Regions from separate parts of the Homo sapiens genome. Here region 2 is linked to region 1. Evidence: read pairs that join two places in POLR2A ChIA-PET (ENCODE). Cell type or tissue: endothelial cell of umbilical vein. All regions are shown on one strand. Each heading gives the region's core, and the rest is flanking DNA. Links, peaks and the distances in the headings are about the cores only.

Region 1 (8,491 bases), core at 1,465-6,464:
TCACAGGGCGGTGTTCACGCTTTAGTCCTCTGCCCACCGCCCTGACCTAGTAAGAACAGAAAGAGAACCCACAAGGTATCAAAGTCCGCTTTCCTATTCTCAACTAGAATACAAGGTCAAAAACATATCTTCACTTGCTGAGGCCTGGATCTCTACTCCAACCCAACTCTGATCAAAGCACAGCGCTGAGCACCATTTCTGGGAGGATTTAGGCCACATGGTAAATTCCACCAGAGAGGGAAAGTTAATTTGCTCAGGTAAAGTTGAATAAAATTAAAAAATGGAAGCTTCAGAAACACCCTCACTTAAAGAGCTGGTGAGCAGGACAGGAAAAACCAATCAATAAAAGACAAAAAAGAACAAGAGAGGGAGTGAGAAAAAGAGAGAAAAGGGACAAATCGTTAGTGTGGCAACAGAAACAAGAAACTGGAGATATTAAGGGGGAAGAGATTTCAAGAAGGCAGGTTGTCAAATGTCTGCAGAGAGGCCAAGTAGATCATTGGTGTTGGCTATGGGTTCACTGGTGAACCTATTAAGGACAGTTTCATCCAAGATATGGGGCTGAAAATCATATTGTAATGGGTTGCAAAGTGAGCAGGAGTTGAAGAAAGAGAGAGAGTAAATGCAGGCAGATTACGTTCACTGTTTGTAGACATAAGGAAGGCACTAGAACAGTTGGGAGAGACTTGAACGTGCTTCTTGGGAAAGAGCTTGTCAAGAGAGAGACAAAGTTACAGAAGTAAAAGGAATTGAGTGAATTGAGATCCTAGAGGAAGGAGGACATAGGATCTGGAAAGCAGATGGAAGGGAGAATTCATAACAGGTAATTTATAGACGGCAAGGAGGCAAAGTGAGAAGATATATCTCTAAATAGAATTTGATTTCTGTGGATGTCAGTTCTGTCTTTGTCCTAAAGAAGATAGTGACTTTTTGGCTGGGCGCAGTGGCTCAGGCCTGTAATCCCAGCACTTTGGGAGGCCGAGGCAGGTGCATCATGAGGTCAGGAGATCAAGATCATCCTGGCCAACATGGTGAAACCCTGTCTGTACTAAAAAATACAAAAATTAGCCTGGCGTGGTGATGCGCGCCTGTAATCCCAGCTACTCGGGAGGCTGACGCAGGAGAATTGCTTGACACCGGGAGGCAGAGACTTGCAGTGAGCCAATATTGCACCACTGCACTCCAGCCTGGCAACAGAGTGAGACTCCGGCCAAAAAAAAAGACAGTGACTTTTCAAAGACTGCCCTCTTTGAAGGTAACCCATTGCAATCTGGCTTCAGCCCCATATGTCTGATGAAACTATCCATTAGGCTCACCAATGAACCCCTGACCCCAATGCCAATGCCGATGCCAATGACCCACTTGGCCTCACTGCAGACATTTGACAACTTGTGCTTTCTTGAAACTTTCTTCCCTCTTCTCCAGTTTCTTGTTTTTCTTGCCACACTAACAGTTCATCCCCCACTCCCCCCATTTTTATTTTCTTTTTGTCTTTTATTGATTGGTTCTTACACTCCTGACCACTGGCCCTTTAAATGATGATGTTCTCAAAAGTTCCATTTTTTATTTCATTCGACTTCACAATTCCTTCTTTCCTTGAGCAAGCCAATGTACTATCATGGCAAATAGGAAGTATTTACCAGCAGCCTACTAAATTCAAAGCCTATGACCTGTATTCATATACTGATTTCTAGTCCTTGATCTATCTTTCTCAAGCTTCCATACATATTTCCAAACATCTCCAGGATCTAGCCTACAAGCTCCTCAAAATTAATATGGCCTACTCTCCCTTCTCCACCCCTAGAGCAATTAACGACACAAATTCTCAATTATCTAACCATAAGTCTAACTTCTAAGCTAGAAACCTTACTATTGTCCTCAGCTTCTTCTCTCACATGATTTCCAATCACCTCATCAAACCCTATTAACTCCACCTGCCAACGTTTTCTGACCAAGTTCTACCCCAGCTCCACCCCCGCTCTCGTTGCTGCCTTGGCTAAGATGCTCATTATTTTCTGCACTTGCCTGCTAACTTGAATTCTAGATAACAGTCTTTCTCTATAACTTGCTGCATACTGCTGTCAGAGTTTCTACCCTGAAAGGCTGATCACATTACCTGCCTGCTTAAAAACTTCTGCTGACTTCCTGTTTCTTACAGGAAAAAAAGAAAAATCTAAAGTTGGCATTCCAGTCTGGTCCCACTCTACATTGGAACCTCATTTCTCACCACCCTACCCCTTGCAGTCAAGCATAACTTGCCTAACATTTTTCATTTTTTTAACCTGCCATTCTCTTTGGCAATGCCCTTCACTGGTATGCTGAAACCAGCTCTTGCTGGGTCTCACAAACCAAATGATAAATCTACAGGAATTTTGCAAGTCAGTTTGTCAGAGGTATGTGACCCAGAGCATCTCTGTCTTGAATAGGGGCTGGGTAAAATGAGGCTGAGACCTACTGGGCTGCATTCTCAGATGGTTAAGGCATTCTAAGTCACAGGATGAGACAGGAGGTCAGCACAAAACACAGGTCATAGAGACCTTGCTGATAAAACAGGTTGCAGTAAAGTAGCCGGATAAAACCCATCAAAACCAAGATGGCAATGAGAGTGACCTCTGGTGGTCCTCACTGCTACACTCCCACCAGCACCATGACAGTTTACAAATGCCACCGCAACATCAGGAAGTTACCCTGTATAATCTAAAAGGGGAGGCATGAATAATCTACCCTTGTTTAGCGCATAAGAAATAACCATAAAAATGGGCACCTGCTCAGGTTCCAGACCTTTGGTGGATCGCCATCTGGCTAGGGATTTTTCCTGTACCTGTCCTTCTTCCCTTATTTCTTTTACTCAGAATTATTTTTGTAGAGGAAACCTTTTGTCCCACATGAGGGCATGCATGGACCTAAAGGGTTCTATGTGGAGCACAGTGGCACCCTCTACACATAGCAAAGTATTGGACGGAATTATTAAGCCAACCTGTAAAGCACAAAATAAGTAGGCAATAGTAGGGTTCTCTCATTAGATTGCACAATTATAAAATTTCCAATTGTTTCCTCAAATATCCAGGAATTTCATGACAAGCTACAAAGCAAACCTAAGGAGAACCTTACTGCCACTACATAACAAAATCTAGCTCAGAGAAATAAAAGAGCTCACAGACGGATTTAACACTCTAACCCTGTCACCCTAAAACATTTGGTTTTTTTCCTCCCAGAAAACCTCTAGGGCTGCAGTTCAGTCTCAGGAAGGGCAAAAAGGATAAGGTTGTCTCTTTCCAATTCCAAAACTTTTTTTTTTTTTTTTTTTTTTTTTTTTTACTATCAACACAGAAAACAAGTAGTTTCCATATTGCCAAAATACTGGCTTAGCTCCAAAATCCTCCTATAGTCTACAGGATATGTCAAGGGCAGTAGCTCACGTGTGCTGACGTTTGCTCTCTGCTAGTCACTGTTCTCATTGTCAAGGAATCTCAGACCACGGGGGGTCAGTGAATCACCCAAGGTCACTCAGGCAGTAAATGGTGAACTGGATTTGAACCCAAGCATTCTGGCTCCAAAACCCTCAACCATCACCCTCTATTGCCATTCATGAGTGTAGGAGTTTGGTCAGGGTGGTGGGAAAAATTATAGAAGTTATAGAGAAAGACAAAAACCTTCTTGGAAGGCTGGGAGGTTTTGCAAAAGCTTTGAAAGATAATTTGGCTGAAGGCAGCCAAATTCTTTTATCGGGAGGCTGAGAGCAAAAGGCAGATTAACAAGCAAGTATAAAGGAATTGATCTGGTTAAGTTAGTTTACTTGGGCCTCAGAACCTGGCCTTTAATCATCTGTGCACAGGACTGCTCTCTCCAGGGGGACAACCATGTTAATTACTCACAAGATGTGTTGACTCAAAGTCATTAAATCTGTACTAAATAAATGCCTGTAGCACCAGCTTGTCAGGGCTGTGGCTGCTGACTCTTTATAGCACCCTCCTTGGTGTCTGTGAGTGGCCCGGTCCCCTAGCTGTGCAGCCAGGCAAAAAACCTGTGTCTGCACACATTTTTTCATCCGTTGCTCAGCCAGGGTCTGTGGGCCAGACCTGGCACATAAGTACATTTATTCTCAAACCTACATCATAAAACTAGAAGATTTTACATCTTAAATTAACATATAGCTTCACATATTTACCCAAAGGGAAACTAAGGCCCAGAAAGGATTTGTAACTCTCCTGGGCTCAGTGACTATGGCAGCATAGCTCTATGCTTGACCACTCTGGATCAAACAGCCACCCCCATCTTTCCCCTTTCCTTCAGCTCTTCCTCAACAGCACATCACTCTCTTGAGCCTTCCCTGGTAATAATACAGGAGTTATTAAAAAATAATTTTTAGGCAGATAGAGAGGAGTTCTTGGTAAGGCTTTTTCTTTTAATAAAAGCAACCCCTGAAGCATTTCTTTTTTTTTTTTTATACTTTAAGTTCTAGGGTACATGTGCACAACGTGCAAGTTTGTTACATATGTATACATGTGCCATGTTGGTGTGCTGCACCCATTAACTCGACATTTACATTAGGTGTTTCTCCTAATGCTATCCCTCCCCCCTCCCCACGACAGGCCCCAGTGTGTGATGCTCCCCACCCTGTGTCCAAGTGTGCTCATTGTTCAATTCCCATCTATGAGTGAGAACATGCAGTGTTTGGTTTTCTGTCCTTGCAACAGTTTGCTCAGAATGATGGTTTCCAGCTTCATCCATGTCCCTACAAAGGACATGAACTCATCATTTTTTATGGCTGCATAGTATTCCATGGTGTATATGCGCCACATTTTCTTAATCCAGTCTATCATTGATGGACATTTGGGTTGGTTCCAAGTCTTTGCTATTGTGAATAGTGCCACAATAAACATACATGTGCATGTGTCTTTATAGTAGCATGATTTATAATCCTTTGGGTATATACGCAGTAATGGGATTGCTGGGTCAAATGGTATTTCTAGTTCTAGATCCTTGAGGAATTGCCACACTGTCTTCCACAATGGTTGAACTAGTTTACACTTCCACCCACAGTGTAAAAGCATTCTTATTTCTCCACATCCTCTCCAGCACCTGTTGTTTCCTGACTTTGTGATGATTGCCATTCTAACTGGTGTGAGATGGTATCTCATTGTGGTTTTGATTTGCATTTCTCTGATGGCCAGTGATGATGAGCATTTTTTCCTGTGTCTGTTGGCTGCATAAATGTCTTACTGTGAGAAGTGTCTGTTGATATCCTTCACCCACTTTTTGATGGGATTGATTTTTTCTTGTAAATTTGTTTAAGTTCTTTGTAGATTCTGGATATTAGCCCTTTGTCAGATGGGAAGATTGTAAAAATTTTCTCCCATTCTGTAGGCTGCCTGTTCACTTTGATGGTAGTTTCTTTTGCTGTGCAGAAGCTCTTTAGTTTAATTAGATCCCATTTGTCTATTTTGGCTTTTGCTGCTATTGCTTTTGGTGTTTTAGTCATGAAGCCCTTGCCCATGCCTATGTCCCTGAATGGTATTGCCTAGGTTTTCTTCTAGGGTTTTTATGGTTTTAGGTCTCACATTTATGTCTTTAATACATCTTGAATTAATTTTTGTATAACATGTAAGGAAGGGATCCAGTTTCAGCTTTCTACATATGGCTAGCCAGTTTTCCCAGCACCATTTATTAAATAGGGAATCCTTTCCCCATTTCTTGTTTTTGTCAGGTTTGTCAAAGATCAGATAGTTGTAGATGTGTGGTATTATTTCTGAAGGCTCTGTTCTGTTCCATTGGTCTATATCTCCCTTTTGGTACCAGTACCATGCTGTTTTGGTTACTGTAGCCTTATAGTATAGTTTGAAGTCAGGTAGCATGATGCCTCCAGCTTTGTTCTTTTGGCTTAGGATTGTCTTGGCAATGCAGGCTCTTTTTTGGCTCCATATGAACTTTAAAGTATTTTTTTCCAATTCTGTGAAGAGTCATTGGTAGCTTGATGGGGATGGCATGGAATTTATAAATTTCCTTGGGCAGTATGGCCATTTTCACAATATTGATTCTTCCTATCCATGAGCATGGAATGTTCTTCCATTTGTTTGTGTCCTCTTTTATTTCATTGAGCAGTGGTTTGTAGTTCTCCTTGAAGAGGTCCTTCACATCCCTTGTAAGTTGGATTCCTAGGTATTTTATTCTCTTTGAAGCAACTGTGAATGGGAGTTCACTCATGATTTGCCTCTCTGTTTGTCTCTTATTGGTGTATAGGAATGCTTGTGATTTTTGCACATTGATTTTGTATCCTGAGACTTTGCTGAATTTGCTTATCAGCTTAAGGAGATTTTGGGCTGAGATGATGGGGTTTTCTAAATATACAATCATCTGCAAACAGGGACAATTTGACTTCCTCTTTTCCTAATTGAATACCCTGTATTTCTTTCTCATGCCTGATTGCCCTGGCCAGAACTTCCAACACTATGTTGAATAGGAGTGGTGAGAGAGGGCATCCCTCCTCTTGTGCCAGTTTTTAAAGGGAAAGCTTCCAGTTTTTGCCTATTCAGTATGGTATTGGCTGTGGGTTTGTCATACATAGCTCTTATTATTTTGAGTTATGTCCCACCAATACCTAGTTTATTGAGAGTTTTTAGCATGAAGGCTGTTGAATTTTGTCAAAGGCTTTTTCTGCATCTATTGAGATAATCATGTGGTTTTTGTCTTTGGTTCTGTTTATAAGATGGATTACATTTATTGATTTTCATATGTTGAACCAACCTTGCACCCCAGGGATGAAGCCAACTTGATCGTGGTGGATAAGCTTTTTGATGTGCTGCTGGATTCGGTTTGCCAGTATTTTATTGAGGATTTTTGCATCGATGTTCATCAGGGACATTGGCCTAAAATTCTCTTTTTTTGTTGTGTCTGCCAGACTTAGGTATCAGGATGATGCTGGCCTTATAAAATGAGTTAGGGAGGATTCCCTCTTTTTCTATGATTGGAATAGTTTCAGAAGGAATGGTACCAGCTCCTCTTTGTACCTCTGGTAGAATTTGGCTGTGAATCTGTCTGGCCCTGGAATTTTTTTGGTTGGTAGGCTATTAATTATTGCCTCAATTTCAGAACCTGTTATTGGTCTATTCAGGGATTCAACTTCTTCCTGGTTTAGTCTTGGGAGAGTGTATGTGTCCAGGAATTTATCCATTTCTTCTAGATTTTCTAGTTTATTTGCGTAGAGGTGTTCATAATATTCTCTGATGGTAGTTTGTATTTCTGTGGGATCGGTGGTGATATACCCTTTATCATTTTTTATTGCATCTATTTGATTCTTCTCTCTTTTCTTATTAGTCTTGCTAGCGGTCTATCAATTTTGTTGATCCTTTCAAAAAACCAGCTCCTGGATTCTTTGATTTCTTGAAGGGTTTTTTGTGTCTCTATCTCCTTCAGTTCTGCTATGATCTTAGTTATTTATTGCCTTCTGCTAGCTTTTGAATGTGTTTGCTCTTGCTTCTCTAGTTCTTTTAATTGTGATGTTAGGGTGTCAATTTTAGATCTTTCCTGCTTTCTCTTGTGGGCATTTAGTGCATAAATTTACTTCTACACACTGCTTTAAATGTGTCCCAGAGATTCTGGTATGTCATGTCTTTGTTCTCGTTGGTTTCAAAGAACATCTTTATTTCTGCCTTCATTTCCTTATTTACCCAGTAGTAATTCAGGAGCAGGTTGTTCAGTTTCCATGTAGTTGAGTAGTTTTGAGTGAGTTTCTTAATCCTGAGTTCTAATTTGATTGCACTGTGGTCTGAGAGACAGTTTGTTATAATTTCTGTTCTTTTACATTTGCTGAGGAGAGCTTTACTTCCAACCATGTGGTCAATTTTGGAATGAGTGCAATGTGGTGCTGAGAAGAATGTATATTCTGTTGATTTGGGATGGAGAGTTCTGTAGATGTCTATTAGGTCTGCTTGGTGTAGAGCTGAGTTCAAGTCCTGGATATTTTTATTAACTTTCTGCCTCGTTGATCTGTCTAATGTTGACAGTAGGGTGTTAAAGTCTCCCAATATTATTGTTTGGGAGTCTAAGTCTCTTTATAGGTCTCTAAGGACTTGCTTTATGAATCTGGGTGCTCCTGTATTGGGTGCATATATATTTAGGATAGTTAGCACTTCTTGTTGAATTGATCCCTTTACCATTATGTAATGGCCTTCTTTGTCTCTTTTGATCTTTGTTGGTTTAAAGTCTCTTTTATCAGAGACTAGGATTGCAACCCCTGCTTTTTTTTGTTTTCCATTTGCTTGGTAGATCTTCCTCCATCCCTTTATTTTGAGCCTATGTGTGTCTCTGCATGTGAGATGGGTCTCCTGAATACAGCACACTGATGGGTCTTGATTTATCTGATTTGCTAGTCTGTGTCTTTTAATTGGGGCATTTAGCCCATTTACATTTAAGGCTAATATTCTTATGTGTGAATTTGATCCTGTCATTATGATATTAGCTGGTTATTTTGCTCGTTAGTTGATGCAGTTTC
Region 2 (5,000 bases), core at 1-5,000, 150 kb before region 1:
CCATAGATGGGCCACAGATTTGGTTCTGAGCTTCCTAGCTGCCAATGTAAAGAGGGAAGTAGAATCAACAAGTGGCTTGAGATACGGAGCAGCAGATCAGAGGATGGATGAGTGGATGAGAACACAGAGAAGGAGAATGGAGAACTATTCACAACCTGTCATGAAGATGACAGTAAAAAATTAAAATAACAACAAAAAAGATACTACCTTGAACTGTAGAAATGGTTTCCTCAGAGGTTCTCAAAATCATCTGCAAATATTATTGAATAAAGCTTGTTAATTTCCCTAAAAATTTAAACTGACTATAGAATGCCTATGGCTCATCTTGCTGATGTCTAACAGGAAATTTCTACATGCATTATCAATCTGGGAAGTTTTAAGTTGGTCAAGCATAGGGTCTGTAAGGGGTGGGGTGGGAGCTGGGATAAATATTGAGATAGCTGTCCCAGCACAGCAATCAAGGGATGGTCCCCTGCCTGGGAAGTTCTGTTGCTGGATGAAGTCTTGGAAAGGCCACACCTGGAGCAGTGCAGGAGGAAGAAGCCATCCGCCATGTGATGTCAGCCAAATGTGGCTGATGGGTGTGGCAGCCATGTCATGTCACTTTCTGTGTGTGGGGTGTATGTATGTGCACATTCATGTGTGTGTGTGTATAAGTGCACTGGGTAGCAGAGCCCAGGGGCTTAAAATTATTGGACAGACCCAAGCCTCAAGATGCAGGGCACACTTCCTCTCTCTCAGGATGCCCACAGACATACATAGCCTATCGAGGTATAACCTGACAACACCGTGTCATTCTTTCACTTCTGAGAATGTGGCTGAGCCATTCTCAACATAAAGATATTTTACCATCTTCCCATATCTTTGCTAAATATCTAGTAACCTCCCCCAGCCTTTGTACTAACCAGTGGGGAAAACCAGTAAGAAAGAGTGAAAACCAAACCTCTCTATTAAATGGGAAGACCCTGACTTGGCTCATCCATGGCTTCTGAATTCAGCTCTGTCCCTCCTGCCACCTTCTCCCATCACTGCCCTCTTTCTCAGTCACTGTAGTTAATGTTGCAACTGTCAGAAACTTGCCTTCTCTGTACTTCCAGCCCAAAGCAGAAGCTCTCTGCTTCTCCCTCCACCGCAAGCCCTGATGCCGGATAATGGGGGCAGGGAGTGGTGGCGGTGGACTGACTGTAATCAGTTCCCTGGGCACTGACTTACGGGAAGGGGAAGTGAGAGGAAACCACAGCATTCTCTCTTATCTCTGCCTCTCATTTCTCTCTGTGTGTCTCTCTTTCCCACTCTTACTCTCTTTCTCTTATTCTGCAACAGAAAGGAAGGAAAGAAGGGGAAGCAACAGGAAAAAGAAAAGGGTCTTTCCTACAATGTGGGAGGCAAAATAAAAAGAGTGACTAGAAGCATGGCCAGATGCCCTGCATTCAAATGTTTCAGTTACTGGCTCTGTGAGACTGTTCAAGTTATTTAACTGATCTAAACTTCAATTTATTAATCTATTTTTAAAATATATTTAAGAGGATAATAACGATTTATTATTCAGAGCTGTCGTGAGGATTAAATGAGATAATGTATGAAATGGGCATAGGATATTTACTGGAATAAATCTGTTCAACTAATGTGCCTGAAAAGAAAAAGAGAATTATTTTTCCCACATTCTCACCTATTCCCTCTGTGTTCTCTCCCAGCTTCCCGCTATTCTAGTTGGTAGCAGGATGTGAGAATGGGAGGGAGAATGGCAGGAATAGCAGGAAAGAGAAATGTCCTCACTATTTCTCTTATCTCCCCACTCCCTGTCCACAGCACCCAGCCCTCTCCTCAGTCTCCAGATTTCCACCCTAGTTCTCAGTCTCTCTGCCCTGCTGGACAATCGCACCTCCACCCTCCCCAAGCCCCTATCCCGGGAACTTGGGAGTTTCATTTCTCAGCTTCCTCAGGACCTTTCTCCAGCCCAGGCTTTTCCTAGTCTCCTGGTCCTTGCCCCCTGAACACTTGCTGTCATTTGCAGTGGTGGAATCATAGCTGCTTCCGTACAGCTTGTGTGGAGTGGGCCCCCCTGTCTGGAGCAATGCCGCCAGGGCAGCCACAGAACAGGTATGTTTCTAGGACTCCTAGAAGGAAGTCTAGTTTCATTTCCCATAGAAATAGCATCTCACATGTGTCAGGGCTCTACTGTGAAAACAGCTCAGGATTATCAGCTTGATCCCTAACCACCAACATAACAGTATTTATATGGAGAAACAGATGCAGAACACCAAACAATGGACTTATAAACATGTGTAAAACACATTCTCCTCCTACCCTGGGAATTCCCCCAGTTAACGTCTTTAAACAATGGTGGTGTATGTGGTACTTCATAGTTTACAGAGTATTTTTATAGCTGTGTTCTCATCTGATATTTTCACATAGGCAGAAGCAATTTTTTTTTTTTTTTGGTTTTTGAGATAGAGTCTTGCTCTGTTGCCCAGGCTAGAGTGCAGTGGCATGATCTCAGCTCACTGCAACTTCTGCCTCTTAGGTTCAAGCAGTTCTCCTGTCTCAGCCTCCCAAGTAGCTGGGAGTACAGGCACACACCACCACACTTTGCTAATTTTTGTATTTTTAGTAGACACAGGGTTTCACCATGTTGGCCAGGCTGGTCTTCAACTCCTGACCTCAGGTGATCCGCCTGCCTCAGCCTCCCAAAGTGCTGGGATTACAGGCGTGAGCCACTACACCCGGCTGCAAATATTATTTAATGCCATCTTATAAAGAAGGAAGAGCCTAAGAGAAGAAACTTGATTAGATCTGTCACTCTGCCACATTTAGTAAAATAAACTGTTAACTAACATGTCTCTGCTGGAGGTCCTGTTTAAGCAACTTCCATAAACAGATACTTTTTGTAATTTGTTATTTATTGGCTGTAAATTAAGAAAAAACCACCTTCAATTTCTCAAAGTATCTCTTTCTTCCCTTCCCTTCCTTTCCTCTTTCTTTCCTCTTATTTTCCTCTTTCTTTATCTCTATATGCATACAAAAACAAATATTTAATTCCAGACATCAGCAATGTGGGAAGAATATAAAATATCATTATTTGATCTTCTTTATCTTTTGAATGAAAAACAATGCCACACATTCTTTATGACTTTGTGACCTTCTCTTCATTACCCTGTGTGTGCCTCAGTTTCCATAATGTGAGATCAAAAGGTTAGACTAGATGTGGAGGCTGTCCGGGGCAGAGGAATGAACTCTAGACCAGGAGTCGGCCAGGTCCTGCCCTTTGCTGCTATGCCCCATTTTCCTAGTTCTATGAATTTGGGGAAAATTACTTAAATACTCTGGGCCTAAGTTTTCTTATTTGTAAAATGAAGAGTCTAGACTTGATTATCTTAAAGATTCCTTTGCTTTAAGGAATTCTTCTGGCCTTCTCCGCCTGCTGGTGAGGTCACCTGGTGAGGTTACCTACCTTTCTAACGAGCTGACGGAGTTGCCACTTGACTTGCCAGCAGGGGCTGTTCATACTCTCTTCGTCATTGGGGTCCCAATAACTGTCATCTTCTTTTAAGAAACAAGCAATGCCACTTTTGGAGTACTTGTCCTGCATCTGGGTTGAGATGGAATATAACACAATATTTTGCATAAGTGCTTTTTATTTTTGTTCATTTGGAAGTTAAGACAACAGAAACTGATAGCAGACTTAAAGAAGTTTTGGCATATTGAGTAAGTTCCTGTTTGAAATAAAAGTAAGCATGCTCTCCTTTGTCCTTAAAAAAAAAAAAAAAGAATAAAAGTAAGCAGCTGGATATGGTGGAAAGGATGCAGGTGTGCTTCAGGCATCTGGAGTCACAGTGTCCTTCCCTGCCTCCCTTACTAAACAGCTGTGCTTTTCTTGACAAGTTGCTTCCATTCTCCTGTGTCTGTTTATAGTTTTGAGCCGGTTCACTATGGTGATTCTGAGGTCTCTTCCAGTTCTGCCATGGTATGTATCCCATTTTGAAGCTGGAAACCTACCTAGATACAAGGTCGGTAGTGGAGTCAGTTTACATTTTAGGATCCTAAATAAAAAACAGCCAAGTCATTTGGGAGGGGGTCATGTTCTGTTTCTAGCTGTGGCTAGCTAAATAGATTCTAGTTACTGATCTGATTTCTACTCCTCTGGCTGGCAAAATCTGGACCATGTTGCCACTAGAAATCTGAATGCTGTCTCATTAAATGTTTACACTAACTAGGGATTTATTGGTAGAGACCTTAAACACTCTTTGAAGGTTTTCTCCCTGTTCTGATTGAAAGTAAACAATGGCAATAGTCAGATCATTATCAACGAGCTCCTCACCCTCATCAACAAATCCTTGCTTGATGTTATAAACACACACACACACCCACACACACCCCATCCCAAACCACCCAGAACTCTTTAGGCTGATAATTGTTTAATTGAGAAAAACAGGAAACAGAAGGTCCAAACAAAGCCAGAAGGGTTTTGTTTGTTTGTTTGTTTGCTTTGCTCATTTCTTCTCTTCCGTTTTGTTTTGTTTTAACAAGTGGGATGGAAGAGACGTTATTTCCCTGAAAAAATCTGCTGAATTGGCCAGGCGCGGTGGCTCATGCCTATAATCCCAGCACTCTGGGAGGCCGAGGCGGGTGAATCACAAAGTCAGGAGATCGAGACCATCCTGGCTAACCCAGTGAAACCCCATCTCTACTAAAAAAATACAAAAAATTAGCTGGGCGTGGTGGCGGGCGCCTGTAGTCCCAGCTATTTGGGAGGCTGAGGCAGGATAATGGTGTGAACCCGGGAGGCGGAGCTTGCAGTGAGCTGAGATCGTGCCATTGCACTCTAGCCTGGGCAACAGAGCGAGACTCCATCTCAAAAAAAAAAAAAAAATCTGCTGAATTGACTACCTAGGGAAATAAATGAGAAAATGACAATTTTAATCTGTTATTTGAACTAAGGTACTGCAAAGGTTGAAGGGAGGATCAAATTGAACGATGATTCACTCCTTCCTATAGAAAGA

What was found. Peaks named below come from ENCODE experiments on the same cell type or tissue, not always from the same donor. Only the 100,000 strongest peaks of a DNase experiment are listed, where the experiment ranks them.
Region 2: POLR2A ChIA-PET joins it to region 1 with 7 read pairs; 3 of 35 experiments call an interaction of 5 or more read pairs at or near these places.

The regions. Positions count from the first base shown.
Region 1 is chr3:172,655,553-172,664,043 of GRCh38, forward strand. The region is part of intron 1 of NCEH1 (neutral cholesterol ester hydrolase 1); the gene reads right to left. Among named protein-coding and RNA genes, the nearest start is that of NCEH1, 51 kb to the right of the region's middle. In endothelial cell of umbilical vein, for the core only: no CTCF peak of the experiment used is centred there; a DNase peak (open chromatin) is centred at 3,459; H3K27ac peaks cover 1,158 bases.
Region 2 is chr3:172,511,410-172,516,409 of GRCh38, forward strand. It overlaps TNFSF10 (TNF superfamily member 10), which reads right to left. Exons shown (of 5, transcript NM_003810.4): 2 at 3,452-3,589; 3 at 208-250. Among named protein-coding and RNA genes, the nearest start is that of TNFSF10, 9.5 kb to the right of the region's middle. In endothelial cell of umbilical vein, for the core only: no CTCF peak of the experiment used is centred there; DNase peaks (open chromatin) are centred at 1,242, 2,212 and 3,932; H3K27ac peaks cover 928 bases.